Linked DNA regions of Homo sapiens: all the other regions are linked to region 2. Evidence: read pairs that join two places in POLR2A ChIA-PET (ENCODE). Cell type or tissue: GM12878. All regions are shown on one strand. Each heading gives the region's core, and the rest is flanking DNA. Links, peaks and the distances in the headings are about the cores only. Region 1 overlaps UNC79 (unc-79 subunit of NALCN channel complex). Region 2 has its middle 29 kb from the start of COX8C. Region 3 overlaps BTBD7 (BTB domain containing 7).

Evidence for each region. ChIA-PET counts read pairs that join two places held together with the same protein. Peaks named below come from ENCODE experiments on the same cell type or tissue, not always from the same donor. Only the 100,000 strongest peaks of a DNase experiment are listed, where the experiment ranks them.
Region 1: POLR2A ChIA-PET joins it to region 2 with 6 read pairs; 1 of 35 experiments calls an interaction of 5 or more read pairs at or near these places.
Region 3: POLR2A ChIA-PET joins it to region 2 with 5 read pairs; 2 of 35 experiments call an interaction of 5 or more read pairs at or near these places.

Annotation. Positions count from the first base shown.
Region 1 is chr14:93,546,322-93,557,260 of GRCh38, forward strand. The region is part of intron 14 of UNC79 (unc-79 subunit of NALCN channel complex); the gene reads left to right. Among named protein-coding and RNA genes, the nearest start is that of UNC79, 120 kb to the left of the region's middle. In GM12878, for the core only: no CTCF peak of the experiment used is centred there; a DNase peak (open chromatin) is centred at 1,930; H3K27ac peaks cover 963 bases.
Region 2 is chr14:93,370,453-93,381,474 of GRCh38, forward strand. It overlaps a transcript of UNC79 not described here. Among named protein-coding and RNA genes, the nearest start is that of COX8C, 29 kb to the left of the region's middle. In GM12878, for the core only: no CTCF peak of the experiment used is centred there; a DNase peak (open chromatin) is centred at 5,509; H3K27ac peaks cover 1,658 bases.
Region 3 is chr14:93,318,801-93,323,241 of GRCh38, forward strand. The region is part of intron 1 of BTBD7 (BTB domain containing 7); the gene reads right to left. Among named protein-coding and RNA genes, the nearest start is that of BTBD7, 12 kb to the right of the region's middle. In GM12878, for the core only: no CTCF peak of the experiment used is centred there; no DNase peak of the experiment used is centred there; H3K27ac peaks cover 1,173 bases.

The DNA of each region.
Region 1 (10,939 bases), core at 1-4,000, 170 kb after region 2:
TTTAAATGCTAAAGGCAAGAGGGGGGTTGGCTAGATCCGATCTCCTCCACTGTCATTATTTTCTCACTGTCATAATTTTTGCAAAGGTGGTTTCATAACCAAGTTTCCCAATTATGTCCTGTTAAAAGCAGAACAGATTGTTATTCAACTTATGCAAATAGCTATAATGCTATGAAAATAGGAATATTCAATAAGAGCTTCTGAATTCTGGAGGAATCAAGTAGAGAGAAAAAAGATATATTTCATGTTTGTTTACAAAGGTATAAATCTACCAAATTATTGTGAGTTATAGATAGCTTAGGAGAAAAGAGAAAGGGGTTCCTTGTATCTGAAAAACAGAACATTGATTGAAAAACTAGCAATGTTCTAAACAAAAAACGATACAAATTATAATCATTTATCATTCAGTCCTATGTAATTCAGTCTTGTTCTGCTTGATTGAGTTAGCAGTTAATGAACCCATTAGCTGCTCCACTAGAGTTCTGGCAATCCTTACTCATTCCAGTGGTATGATCTCAATTATTTAAGCAATGCCACCAGAAGCCTGTACCCCAGGGTACCTGTCATAGTCCTTTCCATGGATCTCAGAGACAATCTGTTTATGTTGAAAATAAGCATTTTTGCTAGTAGCTGATTGCAAGAGTTTTCAGAGAAACATCAGATAACAATTACTATCTGAATGACAAAAGGCTTAAAATAGTCATAGTTAAAGATCTGCTGAAAGTTCACTGTGACACAGTTGACAAGGCAGTTTTGTTGTTTCTGTAGCATGAAACATTAAAATAATAACAAAATGATAACTGATAATATTTTGTCATTGTTGTCTACCATCAGACAAAGAAGCATAAAGATGTATCATGCCAGCAAGGGCATTGACAAATTTCTAGGAACTTTATATAATTCCCGAAATATTTGTATTCATAACATTTACCTATACAAATGTAACCTAAGGACAGTTAAACATCTCTTTTTATTTGACAACGCTTTCCATAGACTTCAACTTATCAAATAAACCTAATTAGTTTAATGTATCTTTTTATAGGTAAGAACAAATCCTTTGAGATTTTCAAGCGTCCCTCTGGGAAATTTCAGGTCAGTTCAAGACCAGGATTTTATTTAGGATTTGGCTTTGGAAAGGCAAAATATCAAAAGTTATCAGAAATGTCAAAAGATTTGAGTACTTGATTAACCAACATTACAGGTCACTGTGAAACAATTCTTAGTTATTTATTTAACCTATATGACACTAAGAGATTTCAAAAGTAAATATAGGGAGCAACACAATTGTAAGAAACAAAAAGAGAAACAAAACTTAGCTCTTTTAATATTTAGAAGACTTGGTTCTCTTAAATAGTCTAGGACATGATAAAGACAAAAAGCACAGGAAGGCCAGGAGTAGTGGCTCATGCCTGTAATCCCAGCACTTTGGGAGACCGAGGTTGGAGAATCACTTGAGCCCAAGAGTTTGAGATCAGCCTGGGCAACCTAGGGAGACCTTGTCTCTACAAAAAATAAAAAAAAAATTATCCTGGCATGTTGGCTCGCACCTGTAGTCCCAGATACTTGGGAGGCTGAGGTGAGAGGATCACTGGGAGGTTGAGACTGCAGTGAGCCATGATCACGCACTTGCACTCCAGCCTGGGTGACAGAGTGAGACCCTGTCTCAAAAAAACAAACAACAAAAAATCAAAAACAAAAACAAAAACAAAAAAAACACAGGAAATTATTCTGATAAGACACAGAGTCTTTGTTTCTGTCTTAGTTTCTTCAGTTTGTTTGGGCTGCAAAAAAATACCATAGACTGGGTAGCTTATAAACAACAAATTTCTCACAGTTGTGGAGGCTGGAAAGTCCCAGATCAAGGCAGATTTAGTGTCTGGTGAGGGCCTACGTTCTGGTTCATAGATAGTGCTTTCTGGCAGTGTCCTTATGTGGTGGAAGGGGCAAGGTAGCTCTCTGAGGTCCCTTTTACAAGGGCGTTCATTCATAAAGGCTCTGTTCTCATGATCTAGTCACCTCCCAATAGGCCCCACCTTCTAACATCATCACATTGGTGATTAGGTTTCACCCTAAGAACTTTGCGGGGACACAAATATTCAGACTGTGGTAGTTTCCTAGGCAGATTTTTCAAAAGGTAAAGAAAAACCTTTTACAACCTCTTATTAAGAACAGAAATAAGATAATCTAAAAAATGTTGTTTTTTTAAGAGAGAGAAAATGAAACTCTGGTTTTGCATCAGTACACTGTTAATATTAAAGCTCATTTAAAAACCTCACAGTAAATCTACTCAATCTTAGCCAACATGACCACACAAGATAAAATTCTCTTTCTCTGTCTTCCCCATACTTCCCTTTCAGGTTTTGGTCCTTTCCTCTTCCTCATTCAGGAATAATGAGTAAACAGCTCCTTTAGGAAAGAATTGCTCTTTTTCCTGTAACAAAACCACATTCTACATTACTTGAATACTTTGCACACAGAGGTTTTTCCTTCATCCTGATTATGTCTAGTAGTTCAATTTACATATGATTGATTATAATTTTCAACTCTTATTATCCTTTATTTTCCAGAGAAAACTATTAGACAACTGTGAATTGCCTATTGTATATCAGCATTTTTTGGCATTTTAGCAAATTTTGTGAATATACAATCTCACAATTTCTAGATGCAAATTCTTCTTAGTATGATTCCCCAATGTGGCAAAAAGAACATCCTTTTTAACAAACCCAAATGTCTTTAGCATTTGTAAAAAATAAGAAGCTAAAAGCAGATAAACTTATGATCAGCAATTAATGTGTTAATATTTTATCCTACTTAGAAGTGATCTAGATTTTCAGTGAATACCTGCCATTTAATTTAACTTAGTATACCGTTAAGGTTTCAAGTTACCAAAAAGATTCTGAAAACTACATCTAAGCAGAAACATTATAAAACACAATTACTGTTGCTATAAACTTTGTCAGAATAATGATTCTGTTTAATTAAAATCAAATCTGTATATTCTATAATTTTAAACATTGGTAAATATATTAGTTTATTTGAGTAGTAAGCCCAGGTAGAAGCAAAACGTGTGCTCAGCATGGTACTCAATGCTGATAACTCTGAAAACACAGCTGTTTTTATTAAACCAACAATATTATACTTGTCTCATTTACAGATTTACTGAAATCACGTACACCTGAAAGCATTTGGGTTAGTTCCTATATTTCTGAGAGTTTTAGGAATATTTAATTTATATATGTTAAAATAAAAACCTTAGACAAATTATATTTAACAGAGATTAATTGAGCAAAGAACAACTCACAAGTCAGGCAGCCTCTGAACCAGAATAGATTCAGAAAGGCTCCAGCATAGCCATGTGGTGGAAAAAAAAGACAGGAAAAGAAATGTACAGGAAATGGAAATGAGGTACAGAAACAGCCAGATTGGTTACATCCTGATGTTTGCCTTATTAACAGTTGGCTGCCTTTGATTGGCCAAAAGTCAGTGATTGGCACAAGAGTAGGTTACAATCTGTTTATACATGCAGCTAGGTTACAGTTCACTATGTATATGTAGAAACTGTTGGGCCAAACTTAGAATATGTAAGAAGACAGCTTTAGGCTAGACTTAATTTAACATGTAAGTGTATATGTTTTGCAACTGTCAATCTGAATTAATCAAAAGGATCAGAAACCAGTTTTAAAGCATGTATTTAAGCAAAAAGCTGGAAATGGCCATTCAGCAAACATGGACTTCAGAGAAACGGGGTCAGTGCTCTGCAGTTAAAAGTGAAGGCCTTGCTTATATAGGCAGAAAACAAAGAAATTTAGCAGGATTATAACATTTTCTACACAAGGTTGGTTTATAAATTGCAACAATTTAGTTAGTTACAGTTTGTTTTCATTTCCATACAGCTAGTTTTCGTTGCCTTTCCAATTTAAAAGAGTATGTTTAACATTTCATCCTAGACAATATGATAGTCATGAAGTCTCTGTGAGAGAGGAAAGAGGGAAGTTCTAGCCTGGCCAACATGGTGAAACCTCGTCTCTACTAAAAATACAAAAATTAGCTGGGCATGGTGGCATGTGCCTGTAATCTCAGCTACTTGGGAGGCTGAGGCAGGAGAATTGCTTGAACTCGGGAGGCGGAGGTTGCAGTGAGCCAAGATCGCGGCTCTGCACTCCAGCCTGGGAGACAGAGCAAGACTCCGTATCAAAAAAAAAAAAAAAAAAAAAAAAAAAGAGGAAGGAGTCTTCCCTGGCTCAATTTAGTCATTTACTACATTTTACAAAATAATGTAAGTAAGAAAAAAGGCTAATCTGTAATTAGAAAAACAAGGTTACAGTTGCCTAGGTTGCAGCTGCCTGTTTACATGACTCAGGTCCCATAATCACATTCCCTTAAATATAAAGTTCCAACAGCTTCAATTTTGAGTTACTTGTTTCACAAAACCCATTTAGAATAGAGGTCTCTCAAGGAATTTTATAAAGCAATTTGGCAATATTTTCTGGAGATAAGAAGATACCACATACACATAATGTATATACATATGTTACAGACCACAGGCTCCTTGGCTCTCCATGTAATGGAAATTAATATGGGGCCAAGAGGACTTCCTAGATAAGGCTTTATTTTCAGGACTTGTTCTCAAGTGCAAGGCAGACAGTGGAGGCACAAGAATCCCCGAGCTGGTTCCCCAAAAAGAGCTGGTAGGATTTATTTTTTATTTTATTATTTATTTATTTATTTATTTTATTTTTTTAAATCGAGACGGAGTCTCGCTCTGTAGCCCAGGCTGGAGTGCAGTGGCGCAATCTCGGCTCACTGCAAGCTCCGCCTCCCGGGTTCATGCCATTCTCCTGCCTCAACCTCCCGAGTAGCTGGGACTACAGGCGCCCGTCACTAAGCCCGGCTAATCTTCTGTATTTTTAGTAGAGACGGGGTTTCACCGTGTTAGCCAGGATGGTCTCAATCTCCTGACCTCATGATCTGCCCGCCTCGGCCTCCCAAAGTGCTGGGATTACAGGCGTAAGCCACCGTGCCCGGCCAGGATTTATTTTTTTAAGGCAAAGCATGGGAATTGACATCGGCGGTAGAGTATACAGGCTGGGTTGGGCAGTGCATGTTAGAGGTAGGGTATGCAGGTCAGCAAAGCTGGTTGTGATGGTTGTCTTGAGTTATGGGTCACCTGCTGGTCTGGCCAGTGGCAACAAGGCTGTAAATCAGTTGTTCAGCATTCCTTCCCGAGATGGGAGACTCAGGAACCTTAGTTTAATTTTGGATCTCCTAAGGCCAGTGTCTGGAATTGTTTAAGTAAGAGGCATGGTTAAACATATAAAAGCACAGAAGAACAATACAGAATGGCTGTTTTCTTTGTATGACTATTAATGGATACGCATTGGTGAGGTAGTGGTGTGGGTTTTGAGATCAGTGGGAATGTATGAAAGAATGCTCTAGTGGGTGTGAGCTGAAGCCAAGCCCCACCCTTACTGTCTCATTCCCCTCTGAGATATTTCACTCTCTTTATTCTTAAGGAAAAAGGGCTGAAGATCTCATCTTCTGAAGCTATACTGAACAGCTATGCTGAACAGGGTTGTTGTCCCTGTCTAACCTCAGAGGAACATAGAAATCTCTCACTGACTGTTCTAGAGACCTGTAGGGACTAGAATCCTTCTGGGATGGTATGGGTTGGAATCCTTGGGCCATCATTAGCTTGACTTAGAACTGTTGAAGCCTGGAAGGCATAAACTTTAACCATCTGTACGCCTGTTGAATATAACAAATAATTATTTTAAAAATCAAATAGCACCCAGTGATAATTAATAAAATGCCTAAGTCCAGTTTAATAATGCTATGAGAAGAAATCAGCTGCCATTTGGAATTTAAGTGAATAGGCTGGAGAATGAGTCTCCTGGTGTGTGAAATATAAGGCAAACATACTTTTAATAAGAGACATTTCTATGGAAACAAAAGAAAAACAACTGTTAATGGTGGGCATAATCTACCCAGTTATTAGGCTCAAAGCATCTTTAGTTATGGAGGAGGGTGGTGGCAATTTTTCATGTTTTTTTGCTTGTATTATAAAGAATAAGCCTTAGTTTGCAGGGCCTTAGGAAAAAGGTAGTAGCAATTTCATTAAGTCAGAAAAGTGGAAGAAAATTTTTAAAATGTTAGTTTGGAGACTTGCAGCTCAGAAAATAATATTAAAAAGCTCAAAAACAACAGATAAGACTAGAACCTACAACAGGTATATTATACTCTTTTTCTCTCCAGTCTCTCATTTTTATCAAAGACAAATTATTGTAGGATTGATGTGTTTGCAAATTAAACTTTAGTTTCATTATACTTGTTTTGATTATTTGCGTGAAGTGCAGCAAGAATAATTATTTGCCATATAAACTTTTTTTTTTAATTGGCTTTGCTGGAACTTTGTTTTGTAAGGATTCTCAGATTAGACTTTTTAAAGCTGTGAGCCTAGCTATGGATTCATCTGTGCCTGCAAACACTTGTATGAATTGGGTGAATTCCTCCCCTCTTGAAGTCCAAAGATAACTTGGGGCTCCTGGACCTGTTAGAAAGTGACAGTCTTTACTTACCATAGGTCAGGAACCCTGTACAAGGACTGCATAGACAGGATATGAGGGCAGTTTTTCCAATGGGGTTTTATCGGCTTTAGAAGTCAACCTCAATTTTTAGAAAAGCAGTATGAAAGCATGTCATTCTCATAAAGCCTTGATAAAATAACCAGTTTCCCCAGTTGTGTCCTGTTACAAAAGAAAACAGATTCTTATTGCATGTATGCAAACAACTATATTGCCATAAGTTAAGAATACTCACATATAGTTTCCAAATTCTGCAGAAATCAGGTAGAGAGAAAGAAACATGCTCAAAATTTTGCTTATAGGTTGTAGTTTACTCAATTGTTAAAAGTTGTAAATGGTTTAAAAGGGAAAAAAGTTTTCTTGACTCTGAAAAACAAAACAAAAAGGGTCAGCAGCATTTCTGGAAGAAAAGGTCATAAACAGATTATTTCAATCTCCTATTTGTTTAGTCCATGAAATTAACTCCTGTTCTGCTTGATATTTATGGACACATTAGATCTCCAAGAGGGTCTTACAAGTTTTTCCCTCTATTCTAATGGCTCAGTCTCCAGGTTGTCAGAGACCTGCATCCAAGAGTATCCATGAGAGTCCTTTAGCTGATTATAAATCTTCTTTTGGAATAGATTAAAACAAGACAATTGTCTGTGGATGACAAGAGTCTTAGGACAGCCACAGTTAAAGATGCAATCAACAGGGAAATCTGGTCATTTCTGTGGCACACAATTTAATGTAACAATCTTAATTGTTATTGATAGCAGATACTTAGGCATATCAGAATCATAGGAATCTCATATAACTATGGAATACATATTAATCACACATTTATGTGACTATAATCTAAAAAAAGCTAAACACCATTTTAAATGTGATAGTGTTTCCTGTATGGTTTTGATACACCAAATAAGCTGCATATGTCTCTTTTGGACCTCAGAGGACCTACTACACAAAATGGTTAATTAGGTCAAAAAAGGCTTAATTCAGGATTTTATTTTGGAAAGCTTGTCAAATATCAAAATTTAAAACACTTGACATCACAAAATAGGACCACAGTTTATTTATTTAACCAACATGATTAACTCAAAGATTTCTAAACAGCAAAAATCCTTTAGTCTTTCACAGAGAGAGGACTCAGCTTTCTAAATAACCAGACCCAGTAAAGACAGCATGGCTGGGCATGGTGGGTTATGCCTGTAATCCCAGCACTTTGGGAGGCCGAGTGGGCAGATCACGAGGTCAGGAATTTGAGACCAGCCTGGCCAACACAGTGTAACCCCATCTCCACTAAAAATACAAAAATTAGCTGTGTGTGGTGGCACATGCCTGCAGTCCCAGCTACTCGGGAGGCTGAGGCAGGAGAGTCACTTGAACCCAGGAGGCGGAGGTTGCAGTGAGTTGAGACCATGCCATTGTACTCCAGCCTGGGTGACTGGCTGAAGCAAGACTCTGTCTCAAAAAAAAAAAAAAAAAAATTCTGTCTCTCTCTTTTTCCTGTAGGCGAATGAAAATCTTGCTCAAAAGGGAAAATGAAATTTTACCTTTGCATTAGTATATTAATACTAAAGCTAATTTCAATAACATTTGATGAAGCTATCTAATTTTAACCAGTTTGACCATAAGGTAAGATTTTTATAACCCTTTGCAAATTTTTTGTTTAAGAGCAGATAAATGCTCCAGGAAAACCCTATTATTCTGACACATGAGCCCAGATTCTGGCCCTGTGTTAGCAAGCTTTTATTTTAATATTTAATTTATGGAAAAACTAAATAATACCCTTTTAGCCAACTAGCTCATACACAGAATTTCTGTTTCAAGATTAATCTTTCACAAACCATCTCTAACTGGCTTAAACTTTCAGTTATATTCTATCTTTCTTTTAACCCAAAACAATCCTTAAACAACCTCTAAATTAGGCAAAATAGTTTGTCTTTTAAAAACTACATTCCCATGCCTTTTTCTTAAAAACACCTAATTTTAATTTTTAGTGTATGCAACTTTAATTCTGTACCAAGTGCAGAGCCTGGGAACTACAGGTAATATGTGACTCTTTTCCAGTATAGCTAGGGAGTGTGTCTAATTCTATATATCCCCAGGCCTTACCTAGAATCTAATGGCCCCAAAGCAGGCAAGTCAAACAGTTATCAAAAGTCATAGAAGCAGTTTATAATCTTAAAGCATCTAGCAAGGGCAGTTCCTGACCTGCCTAATTTAGACTGAATGCCTAAATTTTAAAGACATTTAATTTTATTTCATTAATAGTCTTTAAAACTGTCTTTATTTACCAAAGATTACTAAAGCCATGTGAACTAAAGTGTTTATTTTTCTGATAAAATATTTTATTTAAGCATTTATTTTTCTTTAAGCCAATTCATTGGATGTCTTTTACATATCTTGGTAGTAAGACATCACATACATACATGACACATATAAATACACAGACAGAGAAGCAGATCTGGTAGAGTTATAAGATTCTTCATTTGCCAGTTTTTAAGATTTTCTTCCTTTTTTTTAAATTAATTTTTGAGATGGAGTCTCTCTCTGTCACCCAGGCTGGAGAGCAGTGGTGTGATCTTGGCTCACTGCAACCTCTGCTTCCTGGGTTCAGGTGATTATCCTGCCTCAGCCTCCCAAGTAGCTGGGACTACAGGTGCACGCCACCATGCCCGGCTAATTTTTGTATTTTTAGTAGAAATGGGGTTTCACCATGTTGACCAGACTGGTCTCAAATTCCTGGCTTAAAGTGACCCACCTGCCTCAGGCCCCCAAAGTGCTGGGATTACAGGTGTGAACCACCACACCTGGCCAAGATTTCTTTCTCATTTTATTTTAGATAAAGCATCAATCTTTTGATTATCTGTTCTCTGCCCTAAATAATTATCAGTGAGGTAACTCTGATTTTGCATTTTAAAAGGGACAATTCTTAGGTGAAATAAGATAGATAATTTATATTTTACTTAAACCAAGGGAGAAATGGTGTGAGTAAAAGTTTAGGTGAGACAGCCAGGGAAAACAGATACCCTTACATGTGGAGATTTCTTTAAAGATGTAAGTTTTTAAATTGGGTTCAGGGTGGAGCCTTTTAAAGAACAAGGCCAGGAAAGCATGCAGTTTTTAGGGCCTAGTAGGTGGGCACAGCTGGAAGGCAGAACAGATCTCCCAAAATCAAGGATCCCATTTCCACACCAAATACTGGGTCCCCGCAAAGAGGCAAGTGCTATGAGACAAGACAGTGCAATGCTTTCACAGCATGTTTTATTGTAAGGACATTTCCCCAAGGCTGCTGGACAACCCAACATCAACTAGTCTGCTCTGTAATCAGCCCATCCCCCATTTCATACCTTCTAGTTGCCCAAGAGCATGGCTTTTTATGTATGTAAACACAAAAAAAAAGGAGTATCACCCTGTGGTAATAGCCACTCACTGTAAGCAACTGCTATTGGACATTTAAAAAAATATGCCTCTTATTTAGCTATTGCACATTAAGATTCAACATTTCTAAGTAATGCAAAATAATTTCTGATGCCCCCAAAAGTCAAAAAGATCAGGTAACATAATGCAAAACAGAACAGAGCCTCAGATTTTGGGAAGTATCAGTCTGCGTGTAATTCTTTGGGTTCTACTTGGAAAACAGAGGTTTCTCCCAAAACAGGAGTCTGTGGTGCCTCTTCTGTTTCTCTCAAGGAGTTCCAGGCTGTCAGAAATTACCTTAAGTCCTCTCATGCAGGGCAGTGAGGGCGTGTGTGCCAGAGGACAGAGTAAATGGAGAAACAATTCAATTGACTGAGAAAAAAAAAAAACCCAAAAACCTTTTTTTCAAAAAAACAAGATCCAAGAAGAGAAAAAAGCCTAATGGCCTTTTAAATGTATGTATAGCTTGGCTATCCCCTTTTAATTAATATCATTTACCATAGAGCTCTTTAAAAAAAACTCTTTTAAATCTTTAATTTCCAGACCATTGCCTGGCTGTTAGGGACAAACAGCCAATGCCTCTGGCATTTAAGCCTTTTATTCTCCCAAAGGGATTTTCCCAAGTGCAACTGTTACCAGTAAAAGGGGTCTTGATACAGACCCCAAGAGAGGGTTCTTGGATCTCATGCAGGAGGGAATTCAAGGTGAGTGGCAGAGTGCAGTGAGAAGAGAGAGTTTATTGAAAGCTACTCCATTACAGAGAAGGACATCCTTAAGTTTTTCTTGTATAGGGGTCATCTCTATATAAAAGCTAAGCTAAGCCATGTCTATGTAAGTGTGAGCAGAGAGTGTGACAAAATTTATATTCTATTGATTTAAAGAAAACTATCCTTGATGTTTTAGTGTGTGAATACATCAAACCATAACTATAACAATCTTGAAGCCATATTTTG
Region 2 (11,022 bases), core at 3,398-7,397:
TGAAGAAAGATCTCTGCGCTTAAAAATATAGTAATAGAGGCCAAGTGTGCTGGCTCACGCCTGTAATCCCATCACGTTGGGAGGCCAAGGTGGGCAGATCACGAGGTCAGGAGATCGAGACCATCCTGGCTGACACGGTGAAACCCCGTCTCTACTAAAAATACAAAAAATTAGCCAGACGTGGTGGTACATGCCTGTAGTCCTGGCTACTCGGGAGGCTGAGGCAGGAGAATCACTTGAACCCGGGAGGTGGAGGTTGCAGTGAGCTGAGATCTCACCATTGCACTCCGGCCTGGGCTACAGAGCGAGACCCTGTCTCAAAAAGAAAAAGAAAAAGAAAAGATGTATTAATAGAAACCCTAAAACTGAAAAGCAGAAGACAAAGATTGAAAACAACAATGACAACAAAGAATATCCAAGGACTGTGGAACAACTACAGAAATGTAACATACAAGTAATGGGAATACTAGAGGGAGAAGATAGAAAAAAAAATAGAAGAATTATTTGAAAAGATAGTAATTAAGAATTTCCCTAAATTAATGTCAAACACCAAACTCCACATCCAGGAAGCTCAGAGACACAAAGCAAGGTATGCTCCACCTCCTGCCAAAAACCAAAACAAAACAAAACAACAACAACAAAACAGGGGTGGGTGCGGGGTGGCTCACCCCTGTACCCTGTAATCCCAGCACTTTGTGAGTCTGAGGTGGGCAGATCACAAGGTCAGGAGATTGAGACCATCCTGGCTAACACGGTGAAACTCCATCTCTACTAAAAATACCAAAATTAGCTGGCATGGTGGCACGTTCCTGAAGTCCCAGCTACTCGGGAGGCTGAGGCAGGAGAATTGCTTGAACCCAGTAGGTGGAGGTTGCAGTGAGCCAAGATCGCACCATGGCACTCCAGCCTGGGTGGCAGAGCGAGACTCCATCTCAAAAAAACAAAAACAAAACCCAAAAACACACACACAAACAAAACAAAACAAAAAAACGCAGAACACAACACTTAGGCACACTGTTTTCAATGAAAACGCAGAAAAAAATTCCTGAAGGAAACCAGTGGGGAAAAAAACTTCTTACCTGTAGAAGAACAAAGATAAGAATTACAGCCGGGCTAGGTGGCTCACGCCTGTAATCCCAGCACTTTGGGAGGCCGAGGCGGGTGGATCACGAGGTCAGGAGATCGAGACCATCCTGGCTAACATGGTGAAACCCTGTTTCTACTAAAAAATACAAAAAATTAGCCGGGCGTGGTGGCGGGCGCCTGTGGTCCCAGCTACTCGGGAGGCTGAGGCAGGAGAATGGCATGAACCCAGGAGGCAGAGCTTGCAGTAAGCCCAGATGCACAACTGCACTCCAGCCTAGGGGAAAGATCGAGACTCCGTCTCAAAAAAAAAAACCAAAAAAAACAACTGACTTCTCAGAAACCGTGCAAACAAGATGATAGTGGAGTGAAATATTTAAAGTATGGAGAGAAATAAACTCCTATAACCTCGAATCCCATAACCCGCAAAGTTATCTTCAAAGGTTAAGAAGAAATAAAGGCATTGACAAATAAAAATGAGGAAATTCATTGCCAGTAGACCTGCCTTGCAAGAGAAGTTAAAAGAAGTTCTTCAGAGAGAAGGAAAATAATATAGGACAGAAACTTGGATCAACATAAAGAAAAAAGGAACACTAAAGAAGGAATAAGTGAAGATAAAATACTTTAATTTTTCTTCTTAATTGGTCATAAATAATTTGTTCAAAATAATAGCAACAATGTATTCAATTATATATGCTTATGTTCATATGTGTATAAGTATATATACAGTAACAACTCTGTATCTAATGTGATTATATTACATACAGTAACAAACACTAAACCAACTCTATTAATAATAATTTTGAATGTGAATGATTTAATACACCAGTTAAAAGACAGAGATTGTCAGAGTGGACCAGAAGACGTGACCCAACTATATATTGTCTGCAAGATACCTACTTCAGATATAAAGACACGTATAGTTTAAAAGTAAATGGAGAAAGATATATCATGCTAACCTCAACCAAGAGAAAGCAGGAGTAGCTATGTTAATTTCAAACAGAGAAGACTTCAGACCAAGGAATACTACTCAGGAGAAATTTGTGCATTACGTAATGATAAAAGAGTCAGTTCTTGAAATACAATCCTCAATGTGTTTAAGCACCTAACAACAAAGGATCAAAATACATGAGACAAAAACCAGTAGAATTTCAAGGTCAAATGGATGAATCAGTTATTATATTTGGAGACTTCAATACCCTTCTTAAAATGGACAGATCCAGCAGGTAAAAAATCAGTAAGGCCATAGTTGAACTCAACAACACCATCAATCAACTGGATGTAATGGTCATCTATAGACTACCTTATCCAACAACAGCAGAGTACATGTTCTTCTCAAGGTCACAAGGGACATTCACTAAGATATAGCACATTCTGGGCCATAAAACACATGTTAACAAGTTCAAAAGGATAGAAATCATACAATGTTTGCTCTCAGATCACAATGAAACGAAACCAGAATACAATAACAGAAAGATAGTTGGAAAATTTCAAAGTACTTGGAGAGGAAACAACACACTTCTAAATAACACATGAGTCAAAGAGGAAATCTCAAGAGAAATTAAAGTATATTTTGAGCTAATGAAAATGAGAACAACTTATTGAAATTTGTGGGATGCACAAAAGTAGAGCTTACAGGAAATTTTATAGCATTGAGTACATATGTTAGAAGAGAAGACTAATCATCTAAGCTTCCACCTTAGAAAACTAGAAGAGCAAATTAAATCCAAGTAACCTGAAGAAAACAAATAATAATGATTAGAGCAGAAGTCAATGAAATTGAAACAGGAAATTAATAAAGTCAACAAAACCAAAAGCTGGTTCCTAGTAAAGTTTAATACAGTAGATAAACCTCTAGCCAGGCTATCTGAGAAAAAAAAAAGAGAGAGGACACAAATTACTAATATCAGAAGTGAAAAAGGGAACATCACTACAGATCTTATGGACATTAAAAGGATAATAAAGGAATAGTGTGCACAACCTAATTCCTTGGAAGACAGTCTGCCAAAACTCAAACAAAAAGAACTAGATAATCTGAATAGGCTGATATGTATCAAAGAAGTTGAATCAATAAATAATTAACCTGCAAAATAGAAAACACCAAGCCCAGATGTCTTCACAGGTGAATTCTACCAAACATTTTAGGAAGAAATCATACCAATTCTTGACAATGTTTTCCAGAAGATAGAAGAAGGATAAATACTTTCTAACACATTCTGCAAGGCCAGCATTACCTAATAAAGCCAGACAAAAACATTATAAGAAAAGAAAAAAACTACAACCCAGTATCTCTCATCAACATAGATGCAAAAAACTGCAACACGATATTAGTAATTCAAACCCAGTGATGTGTATTTAAAAACATCATACACTATGACTAAGTGGGATTTATCCCAGGTATGCCTTAGTTGCATCCACATGGTGCTAATTCTGCAGGCTTGAAAAAATCAAAAGCGGTGGAGGCTTGGCAACCTCCACCCAGATTTCAAAAGATGTCACTGAAAGCCTGGGGCCCCAAGCATAGACTTGTCACAGGTATGGTGCTACCACAGAGAGCCCCACTAGAGCAATGCTGAGCAGAAATGTGGGTCTGGGGCTGCGGCAGAAAGTTCCCACCAGGGTAATGCCTAAGTGGAACTGTGGAAGCAGGACCGCTTCCAGGACCCTGGAACTATGGAGTCACCGGCAACATGCAACATCCACCTGGGAAAGTTTCAGGCACTGGACTTCAATCCATACAAGCAGCTATGTGGGTTGCACCCAGCAAAGCCATAGGGGTAGAGTTACCTGAGGCATTGGGGGCTCAACCTTGCCCCAGTGTGTTCAGTAGGTAGAACATGGAGTCAAAAGCAATTATTCTTCAGCTTTAAGGTTTAATGTTTACCCTGCTGGGTTTCCGACTTGCTTGGGGCCTGATACTCTTTTCTTTGCCTACTTTTCTCTTTTGGAATGCAAATGTCTGTCTTATTCCTGTACCACCATTGTAGCGTTCTTTCTTTCTTTTTTAAAGTCACTTTTTTTGAGACAGGGCCTCACTTTGTCACTTAGGAAGGCGTACAATGGCATGATCATGGCTCACTGCAGTCTTGACCTCCTGGGCTCAAGCGATCCTCCCACCTCAGCCTCCTGAGTAGCTGGGATTACAGTTGAGTGCCACCACAACTGGCTAATTTTTAAAAAATATTATTTTTTATAGAGACAGGGTCTAACTACGTTATGCAAGCTGGTCTCAAACTCCTGGGTTCAAGTGATCCTTCTGCCTTGGCCTTCCAAAGTGATGGGATTACGGGTGTGAGCCACCATACTCGGCCTCCATTGTATCTTGAAAGTAGAAAAGTTGCTTTAATTTCACATGCTCACAGATGAGACTTTGGACTTTGGAGTTTTGAGTTGGTGTTGGAGTTAAAGCTTTGGGGCTATGGAGAAGGAATGAATGTATTTGTATATGAAAAGGACATGAGTTTTGGGGGGTCAGGGGTGGAATGCTATGACTTAGATATTTTTTCCCTCCAAAACTCATGTTGCAATTTAATTCCCATTGTGGGAATATTGAGAAGTGAGTCCTTTAAGAGATGGTTGAGGCTGGGTGCAGTGGCTGACACTTTGGGATGCTAAGGCAGGAGGATCAGTTGAGTCCAGGAGTTAAATACCAGCCTGGGCAACATTGCAAAACCCTGTCTCTACAAAGAATACAAAAATTAGCGGGTCATGGTGGTGGTGCCTGTAGTCCCAGCTACTCAGGAGGCTGAGGTAGGAGGATCACCTGAGCCCAAGAGGTCAAGGCTGCAGTGAGCTGTGATTGCACTGCTGCACTCCAGCCTGAGTGACAGAGTAAGACCCTGTCTCAAAAACAAATTTAAAAAGGTGATTGAGTCATTGGGCTTCTGCCTTCATGTATGGATTAATCCACCCATGGATTAGTAGATTAATGGGTTAATGGATTAATAGGTGTATTAGTCCATTCTCACATTGCTGTAAAGAAATACCTGAGACTGGGTAATTTATAAAGAAAAGAGGTTTAATTGGCTCACAGTTCTGCAGGCTGTACAGGAAGCAAAGTGGCTTCTGCTTCTGGGGAGGCCTCAGGAAACTTCCAGTCATGGTGGAAGGCAAAGGGGGAGCAAGACATCTCATATGGTGGGAGCAGGAGCAAGAGAGAGTGGGGAGGTGCTGCATACTTCTAAATGACCAGATGTCATGAGAGCTCTATCACGGGAACAGCACCAAGGGGATGGCACTAAACCATTCATGACGGATTACCCCCATGATCCAATCATCTCCCACCAGGCACCACCTTCAACATTGGGGATTACAATTTGACATGAGATTTGGGCGGGAATACAGATCAAACCATATCAATGAGTCATCGGGAGTGGGACTGGTGGCCTTATAAAAAGAGGAAGCGAGACCTGAGCTAGCATGTTAGGCCCTTCACCACGTGATTCCCTGTGCCACCTTGGGACTCTGCAGAAAGTCCCCACCAGCAAGAAGGCTCTCACCAGTTGTGACCTTTTGACCTGGGGCTTCTCAGCCTCCATAACTGTAAGAAATAAATTTCTTTTCTTATAAATTAGCCAGTTTGAGGTATTCTGTTAATAAGCAATAGAAAATGGACTAAGACATGAATTATAACAAGGTGTTTAAGTTTCTAAGTTTTAGGCTAGTTTGTTATGCAACAATAGATAACCAGAGGCACTTAATATGTATTGATAGAAAAGAGTGTTGAGGGAACTAGAGAGATTTTGGGGAAGAACAGAACTATCTTATAGAGATTTAAATTTTTTCAAATGCTGTGTGGTGATATAAAATCTTTCTCTAATCTTTCCTTACAGTCTTCAGGAAAATGAGCATTATTTACTAATGCGTTCCAGGGTAGAATAGAACTGGTGGTCTTCTAAAGAAGAAAAAAAAATCACAGGGGCAAACCGTATATTTATATGTATCTATATCCTATACACATATACACATATAGCTATGTGTGTGTGTATGTGTTATATTGCTAAAACTTTAGACAGTTGGAATTTAAGAGTTTATTTGAGCAAAGAACAGTTCATGAATTGAGCAGCACTTGGAACCAGAAGAGGTTCAGAGAGCTCCAACCAGCAGCATGAGCAGTTAGCTATTATAGAAAGCAGAGAAATCATCTGGTTGGCTCCAGCTAGGTTTTTGCCTTGTTTGGGTATAGTGTGATAAATTCGGTTTTTGTGATTGGCTGAATCTCAGCTATTTGTTACAAAAAATATACTCCTAGGTTGGAATTCAGTTTGTTTGTATACAAAGTTAGGTTGCCTCAGGTCAATCAATGGCTTTTTGCTTAATTTAATTATATATAAAAATATATAAAATATATAAAATATATATTATATGTTATATATATTATAGCTTTCTCTCATGCACTCACCTATGTACATATATGCAAGGATGCAAATGACAAGAGTTCTCCTTTTCCCTTTGAGGGATCAGTGAAGGAGTAGACAGACTTCACTGACTGCATTTAGCTGCACCCGAAGCAGTGCAGTTTGCAAGATTCAAGAAAGAAGTGCAATGAGAATAGTTGTTTCTTTTTTTTTTTTTTTTTTTTGAGATGGAGTCTCGCTCTGTCACCCAGGCTGGAGTGCAGTGGCGCTATCTGCAATCTCCACTTCCCAGGTTCACGCCATTCTCCTGCCTCAGCCTCCCGAGTAGCTGGGACTACAGGCGCCCGCCACCATGCCTGGCTAATTTTTGTTTTTGCATTTTTAGTAGAGATGGGGTTTCACCATGTTAGCCAGGATGGTCTTGATCTCCTAACCTCGTGATCCACCCGCCTCGGCCTCCCAAAGTGCTGGGATTACAGGTGTGAGCCACTGTGCCTGGCCGAGAATAGTTGTTTCTTAAAGAAAACGGTGATGTACTGAGGGTTGAGGGCTTCAAAAGAGCAACCACAAGGGGAAGAGGAAAAGTATAGGAGAGAAGGCAAGAGTTGGAAAATAAAATAGTGATTACCGGGATACAATCTGAAGGCTCAACCAGTGAGGTCTTGCAAATGTTGTGTTATATAAAGGGGAGAATGAACTATAAAGGAGCACAACTCTCAATCTCTCAAACTCTACATTTAGGACACATTTTGAAATCCTATAACGGAACTGCTTATAGCTGTAGTGGAATCCAATGTATATTGGGTGGGATAACAGCCAATGTGGTTTTGGAAAGGGGTAATCTACTCATAATCCTACCACCCATCTTGTCCCAATAAAATATTATTGCACGAAGATGTGTATTGACCATCAGAATGCTCCCACTGCAGTATGAAAGACCACCAGAACAATTCCCCTAATTCTTACCCACTCCCAGCAGAGAATTACATACAGCTTTCATAGCAGGAGGATCCCTGCCGTGTGGTCTGTTTTTACTGGTAGACAACAACGAAATACATTTTAGTGTTTAAACAGTTTAAGAAGTTGGAAAATATTTGAGGTAATAATCAGGTATCCAGACTTAACACTTGTTTTAGAAATCACTAAAAATAAGCCTATTGGTAAATGAGTTAGGGATAGAAAATAAGCCACGGGATTAGGACTGTCAACCAATTTTGATTCTTTGATGACTGTTTACTGTCATGCTTAAGCTCTGGAGATATAAAGGAGTATTTCCCAAATGCTTTTGTCCTCCTTACCACAGCTTCCCTGCAGGGACAAGATAATACTTCTCAGCTTCAGCTCACATGGAAAGGTGGGAACACACTTGCCCAGAGACCTGTATTGACTTCTTGAGGATTGGCATTCTCACTGTATCTTTAGGTGATTATAAGAATTTTCAGTTCAGGAAGACAAAAGTTGTAAATTTTAACCTTTGGGGAACTTCCTACTTGGGATTAGAGACTATAAAGTGAATGATACAGCCTTGTTAGTGGTACACGTTTAGTATCCCTTATCTGAAATGCTTAGGACCAGAAGTGTTTCAGATTTTGTTTTTTTTTCAGATTTTGGAATATCACCATATACATAATGAGATATCTTGGAGATAGGATCTAAGTCTAAACACTAAATTCATTTATGTTTCATATGAACCATATACAGATAGCCTGAAGGTAATTCTATACAATATTTCAAATAATTTTATGCATGAAACAAAATTGTAGCTCTATTTTAATTGCAGCCCATCACATGAGGTCAGGTGTGGAATTTTCCACTTGTGGCATCATGTTGGTACTCAAAAAATTTTAAATTTTGGAGCATGTTGGATTTTGGATTTTCAGATTACAGAAGCTCAACCTGTAGTAGCATATGCTACTTATGAAATCAAAGTGGTTGCCAGAATTATGTCTCTTCTTTCAGTGTGATGTATTTAAGAAAAAGCGAAAACTTAGATACATGGTAGCACTATATAACAAACAATAGAAGATGAGACTCAAAAGGCCAGAATGTGGAGTAGCTGGAAAGGCTACACGAGGTCCTATGGAAGCCAACTTTAGACAGAGCTGGCACTATGAGAAAGTAGCAAAGTCTGGATCAGGAGGAGCAAAAGAGTATAAGAGAGTCAAGTTAACAGCTGAGCAAAAGAGTGGGGATTCATGAATTTCCACTGCTGTGATTGATCTCTGCTTTAAATCTGCAACTACTTCCAGCTCACACCTGTACTTGGGCTTCTGTTTGTGAATATCTATGATATTCCTCTTATTACTCCAGGTATAATCTTTATCAACATCTTTTACTTGAACTACAGAGAATATGTCTTTGTTAGTTTCCCAAAGAGCCAAACAAAAACAGCTAGACTTACAAACTGGTGGAGGTTGAGAGAGAGTTTGCACAGGCTATAGATAACCAAAAAAGTCATCATCTGTAATTAAGCAGGATTTGGTAAATATGAACAGGCTAGTAAACTTTTTTGAGGTTGGCAAATTAGGGAGATTTCTGTAGTTGGCCATAAATATTAAAGGTTTCATGACTTTAAGCCCAAGTATCACCTTACATCCTGCAGACATTTATCATACACCTCGTTTGGTATATTTCAGACTTTAATAAACTGCAAGATTTCTTCACTATGATTTCTACCTACCTTAATATACAATTCATATTTAAAATCACCCATTAAACCAATTGTTGTGGCTGCTTGGGATTCTAATTTGCAGAAGTACATTTTGGAAACCTGAATGCAATAAGAATGATATAATGGACTTTGGGGACTGCAGGGGGAGGGTGGGAGGGGGGTGAGGGATAAAAGACTACACATTGGGTACAGTGTACACTGCTTGGGTGACGGGTGCACCAAAATCTCAGAAATCACTACTAAAGAACTTTTCCATGTAACCAAAACCCATCTGTTCCCCAAAAGCTATTGAAATAAAATAAAAATAATAAAAAAATTTGCAAGATATTAGACTTCCCATTGGATTCAGGGCTTCTCAAATATTGATGTCACTTTGCATTTTAAATTTCATGAGCAAGAGTTTGTACAGACCAGAATTTCAGTCCCAGCTCTGCCACCTCATAGTATTGTGAGTCTGGGAAAATTACTTCACTTCTCTCTTCCTCAATTTAACTTCACAGGGTTGATCTGAGGATTAAAGACACAACATAAGTAAGGAAGCTGGCACGTAGTAGATGCATATGTCAGATTTGCTCTCCTTATTGGTGGGATGGGTAGAGTAGGAGGGGGAGGATGACATTTTTCTATCTCCAGGTTCAGGAAAAATTTGAACCAAGATATAATATTCAATTCCAAAGTCAGAGTAAACATTTTTTCATTATAAAATGACACATTAATATATGTTTGTTGTAAAAAATGAAGATCATATATGTAGTAAAAAGTATGAAGACTGCCTTCCCCCATTTCCCATCCCACTTTCCTCCCCAGATTAAGGGTCATGTCAGAGCCTTTGCTCGGGGAGACTTCTCCACTCCCCTCCCACATCCTACAGGGCTACTGCTTATCTTCAGGTCTCAGTTTAAATGTCATTTGCTTGGAGAAATCCCCTTTGACCACTCTAAGGTGGTCTCCTTGCTTCCTTCTTTTATTTTCTATGAGTACACCCTATGCATATTCTTCACCATATTTATGTGAAATTGAACTTTTGCAGTAAGAGCTTTGTTTGTGTGCATCCCCTGTTAGACTATAAGCTCCATGAAGGCCAGATGTTGGCTGTTTTGTTCATCACTGTACACTAGTACCTGGCGTGGTCTGTGGTATATAGAAGGTACTCAATCAATATTTGTTGGATTGAATGAAAGATGCTTGTTTAATGTTTTACTTTATATTCAGTGTATAGATTTTTCTGGTGACTCTTATACTCATGTTTTTGCCAAAATTGTAATATATAGCCACACTGCAGAGATATTCTGGAGGAATCTGAAAATAGCATACAAATGTATGAAATTAATATAGTTTCTGAGTTTTTGAGAGCCAGGGAGTTTTGCTGATTTGTTAGTATTTGTCAGTCATTTAGTAAGTATTTATTGAGTGCTTTAGATAGTCAGTGATAAACAAAACGGATGTGTCCCATATGGAATTTTATTCTTAGTAGAGGAAATACATTAATTTTGTAAAAACAAATACATGGAATGGAATGTTATGGTTTGATTATGTTGCCTCAGTTTTGGCCCAGACCCCAAGATAAAGGTACTAACTAGTTCCAGTTCTAAAGTGAGATGGAAGATCATGAAGCAGATTTGAAAGGGAAGCTGGTTTTGTAATCTTTAGCTGACGAACTACTTCTAGCCTATAAAAGAAATTAGAGAAGCCCAGAGGTATTGTTAGGAATATCATGGGATTATCTGATGACGGATGTTGGGGTTGTGACTCCCCCCAGAAGGAGTGTGGGTGCTTTTCCCTCATTTAAAGGCTAGTGAGAGGAACTTTAATGGAATCACTCATGGAGCTTCATGTATGTGTCCTAGGGTTTGGGGTTCATGCAGCTGAATCATCCAGAGGATGACAGGCTGTGTCTGGAGCTGCCCTGTC
Region 3 (4,441 bases), core at 1-4,000, 55 kb before region 2:
GAATTAAAATTTCCATGTCCTCAAACAGACTAAGTTCTTGGAGTACTGGGACTGTGTCTTATTTCAGTAACTATATAGTCCAAAGACCTTAAAGAGTGCCTGGCTCATAACGAACCCTTAATAAATGAGGTGCAAGCTAGATGCGGGGGCTCACGCCTGTAAACCCAGCACTTCAGGAGGCCGAGGTGGGCAGATTGCTTCAGCCCAGGAGTTTGAGATCAGCCTGGGCAACAGGCTGTTACAAAAAAACAGAAAAATTCGCCAAGTGTGATAGTGTGTGCCTGCAGTCTCAGCTACTCCGGAGGCTGAGATGAGGGATCACTTGAGTCCAGGCATTTGAGGTTACAGTGAGCAGTGAGCCATGACTGCACCACTGCACTACAGCCTGGACAACAGAATGAGACACTGTCTCTAACAATAACAACAACCAAAACCAAAAAACAACAGACAAAATCTGCTCTGGTCCTTGCAGGATGTTAAACTATGGAGAAATATAGGCAAGGAGATTTCAATACAGAGACCAGCTTAACAATTAATAGATATCACAACAGCCAAGATGTGGAAACAACCTAAATATCCATTGACAGATGAATGAATAAAGAAAATGTAGTAAATACATAAATGGAATACTATTTGGCCTCAGAGAAGAAGGAAATATGGTGACAACATGGATGAACCTTGAAGACATTATGCTAAGTAAAATAAGCCAGTCACAGAAAGACAAATACTACATAATTCCACTTATATGAGGTCTTTATCTAGGCCTGGTCATTACCCAGAATGATAAGTGAGTATCTAAAATAATCAAATTCATAGAATCGAAGAGTGAAAGGGGAGTTGTCAGGGGCTGGGGGGAAATGCAGACTTATTAATCAACGGGCATACAGTTTCAGTTAAGCAAAATGAGTAAGCTCTAGAGATCTACTGTACAACACTGTACCTATAGTCAACAATAATGTATTGTATACTTAAAAATTTGTTGAAAGGGTAGATCTCATATTGTGTTCTTACCAAAAAAAATAAAAATGAATAGGACAACACATATGAGAGACAACATTAAGCACTAGGAAATGAGGCAAGAAAGGAAGACTTGAGAGTTGAATAACAGAGAACAAGAAAGAAAGGGGCAAAGATGATGCCATTGTCCAACTAGGTAGAACTGATAAAGAAAATAAAAATGGAACGGCCAGAGAGATAGAGGAAAACTAGAAAAATGTGGTCTCAATAGAATTCAAAAGAGGAAACTGAACTGCAAGTGAAAACTTGGAGAGAACAGATGTTTTACAATTCTTTTTTAGAAGTATGGCTGCAAAAAGGTTCAGAGAAATGAGGCAGTAGCAGAGAGGCAGGAAGTCTGAAAAGGTAAGTGTGAGAGGGAGGGGAAGATATTAAAACAAATGAGTAAGTGGACAGAATGATGTAGGAAAGCTGCAATTTTCAACTGGGGTGATTGTTCTCCCCTTCCACCCTCCCTAACCCCCACACTTGACAATGTCTGGAGACATTTCAAATTGCCACAACTGGACAGGGGAAAGGGGAAGGATACTATTTGCCTCTAACAGGTAGAAGCCAAGGATGCTGCTAAACATTTCACAAGGCACAGGACAGTCCTCCACAACAAAGAATTACCTGGCCCCAAATGTCAAGAGTGCCAAGGTTGAGAAGCCCTGTAATAGAGTGTAAGGAATACAGAAAAGAAAGATTAATCAAAGAAGTCAGGCTTTGGCAAGAACATTCAGAGAGGAGGAAGACTTTTTTGGTTCTCTGTCTACTGACCTGATTGAGAATTACAGCAGAATTACAGCTAGAAGTAGCTTTCAGATTTTTCATTTGAAAAGTCTACTGAAGTATAATGACATTCCAACTTCTCCAACAAACACATGAACACAATGTGCATGCCTTACATCATTATCCACCATGTGACTACTGGACACAGATAAACCACTTTTTTTTTTGAGGTAACAGTCAAGGTTTAAAATATGGGATACTTTAAAAAACCTCTACACACAGAGAAATTACACCTCTGTAATTTGTTAAAAGGTTAAACAGTATAAATGATCAGAGTCCATCTACTAGTATAATTTTATTTTATACAATTTCCTACATACCCTTTAGAAACTAATTAAAAATGATCTATATTTTAACAGTTCACAGAGGGATAATATGAGAAAGAGGCCTACAAAGCACTAGTTTTTACAGTTGCAAAGTGATACCGTTACGCAGTATAGGGCAAAAAGGAATTAAGAGAGGTTATAAAAAATGAGCTTGTAACCATGATTAACTTGATCATAAAAATTTCACTTTGTATAATAAGTAGGCATGAAAACATTACTGCATTTACTGACACACTACATGAAAGGTACTGAGAAGAATTTAATCAAAACACTCTCTCCCTCAAATAAGAATTTTCATTCATTTAAATATTTTCTGAGCACCTAGTATGTGCTAAGCACATGGGGATATAACAATGAACAAGACAGGCATAATTTTTCCTCCAAAGGTGCTTCTTTTAAGGGGGGCAGTGGCTCACACCTATAATCCCAGCACTTTCAGAGGCCTAGGCGGGTGGATCGCTTGAGGTCAGGAGTTCAAGACCAGCCTGGCCAACATGGTGAAACCCCGTCTCTACTAAAAATACAAAAATTAGCTGGACGTGGTGGTGCGTGCCTGTAATCCCAGCTGCTCGGGAGGCTGAGGCAGGAGAATCGCTTGAACCCGGGAGGTGGAGGTTGCAGTGAGCTGAGATCGCGCCATGGCACTCCAGCCTGGGCTACAGAGCAAGACTCCGTCACAAACAAACAAGCAAACAATACCCCAAAGGTGCTCATAGTGGGGCAAACTGTTGAACAGGCAATTACAATGTAGGGGAAGCATAAATCAGTGGCGATAAAGACTTCTGGAGCAAAACTGCCCAAGTTTGGATCTGACTCTGCCATTTCTAAACTGTATGATCTTGGGCAATTTTTTTTTTTAATCTTCTTTGTGGCTGATAATACAACTGTTTATCTTAAACGATTCTTGAGAAAGTGACATTTGGGATGATATCCAAGACTGACAATAGAAAGTGTGAGCTTTCCTCTTTTCTTGGTGAAAATAATAGAAGGAGCGAGAAGAATGCCAAAATAATGCTCCAAACAGCAGTGGGAACTAACTATGAGAAGGCCCACGGAGAGAACAAAACTGGATTCCTGAAGGAAATAAAAGTATTTCTATATAGAGTGCAGCAGGCAGTGGCAAGATATGAGCCATAGGATCCAAAAAGGAATTTGGACTTAAAAGAGTTGTTTGTTGTTTTTTAAAAAAATATGCTATTGCTTATTTTTATTTTAGAGACAGGGTCTCATTCTGTCAACCAGGCTTGGAGTGCAGTGGGGTGATCGCTACTCACCATAACCTCAAATTTCTGGGCTCAAGCGATCCTTCCACCTCAGCCTCTCGAATAGCTAAGAACTACAGGTACATACCACCATACCTGGCTAATTTTTAAACTTTTTTTTTTGTAGAGGTGTGATCTCGCTATGTTGCCCAGACTGGTCTTCAATTCCAGGACTCAAGTGATCCTTTTGCCTTGGCCTCCTAAAGTGTTGGGATTATAGGGGTGAGCCACTAAAACCCAGCCTGCTTATTTATTTAAAAACATACACTATATGCTTAAACATATACTATTACTATTGCTTGATTTAAATGATTTTTTTAAATTCAAGAATTAGTAAGCCCACAATAAAGAACACATAAAAAATACAGAAGAGAGATCTTGGCTTAAATAATTAAAAGTTGAAATTCAAAGAGCATTTACTTAATTTTCAAAGTGGATAGAGAAATATAAAATGAGTAATTTTACAGATGTGGAACTAAAGCACAGAAAAGTTAACTGGGCTTTAGTAAAGTAAAAAGCTAACAACCAGACATCAAAACAAGAAGGTTTTTCTTCATAGGCAAATACATCCTTTCAGAATCATCCAATACACAGTATCATATATTTTTAAAGGTATACTCTATTCCTCTTGTCTTCATTTTAAAAATAACTACAAGGCTGGGTGATGTGGCTCATGCCTATAATTCCAGTGCTTTGGGAAGCCAAGATGGGATGAATTGCTTGAGGCCAGGAGTTCAAGACCAGCCTGGGCAACAACACAGCAGGACCCCATCTCTACAAAAAAAAATGTTTACAAATTAGCTGAGCATGATGGCGTGTGCCTGCTGCCCTAGCTACTCAGGTGGCTGAGGCAGGACAATCTCTTGAGCCTATGAGTTTGAGGCTGCGGTGAGCTATGATAGGGCCACTGCACTCCAGCCTGGGCACAGAATGAGTATCCTGTCTCTTAAAAAAAACAAACACTGCAAAGCTGGGTGTGGCAATCTCAATTACTCAGAAGGCTTGAGGATCGCTTGAGCCCAGGAGTTTGGAACCAGCCTGGGGAACATAGCAAGAACGCGAATA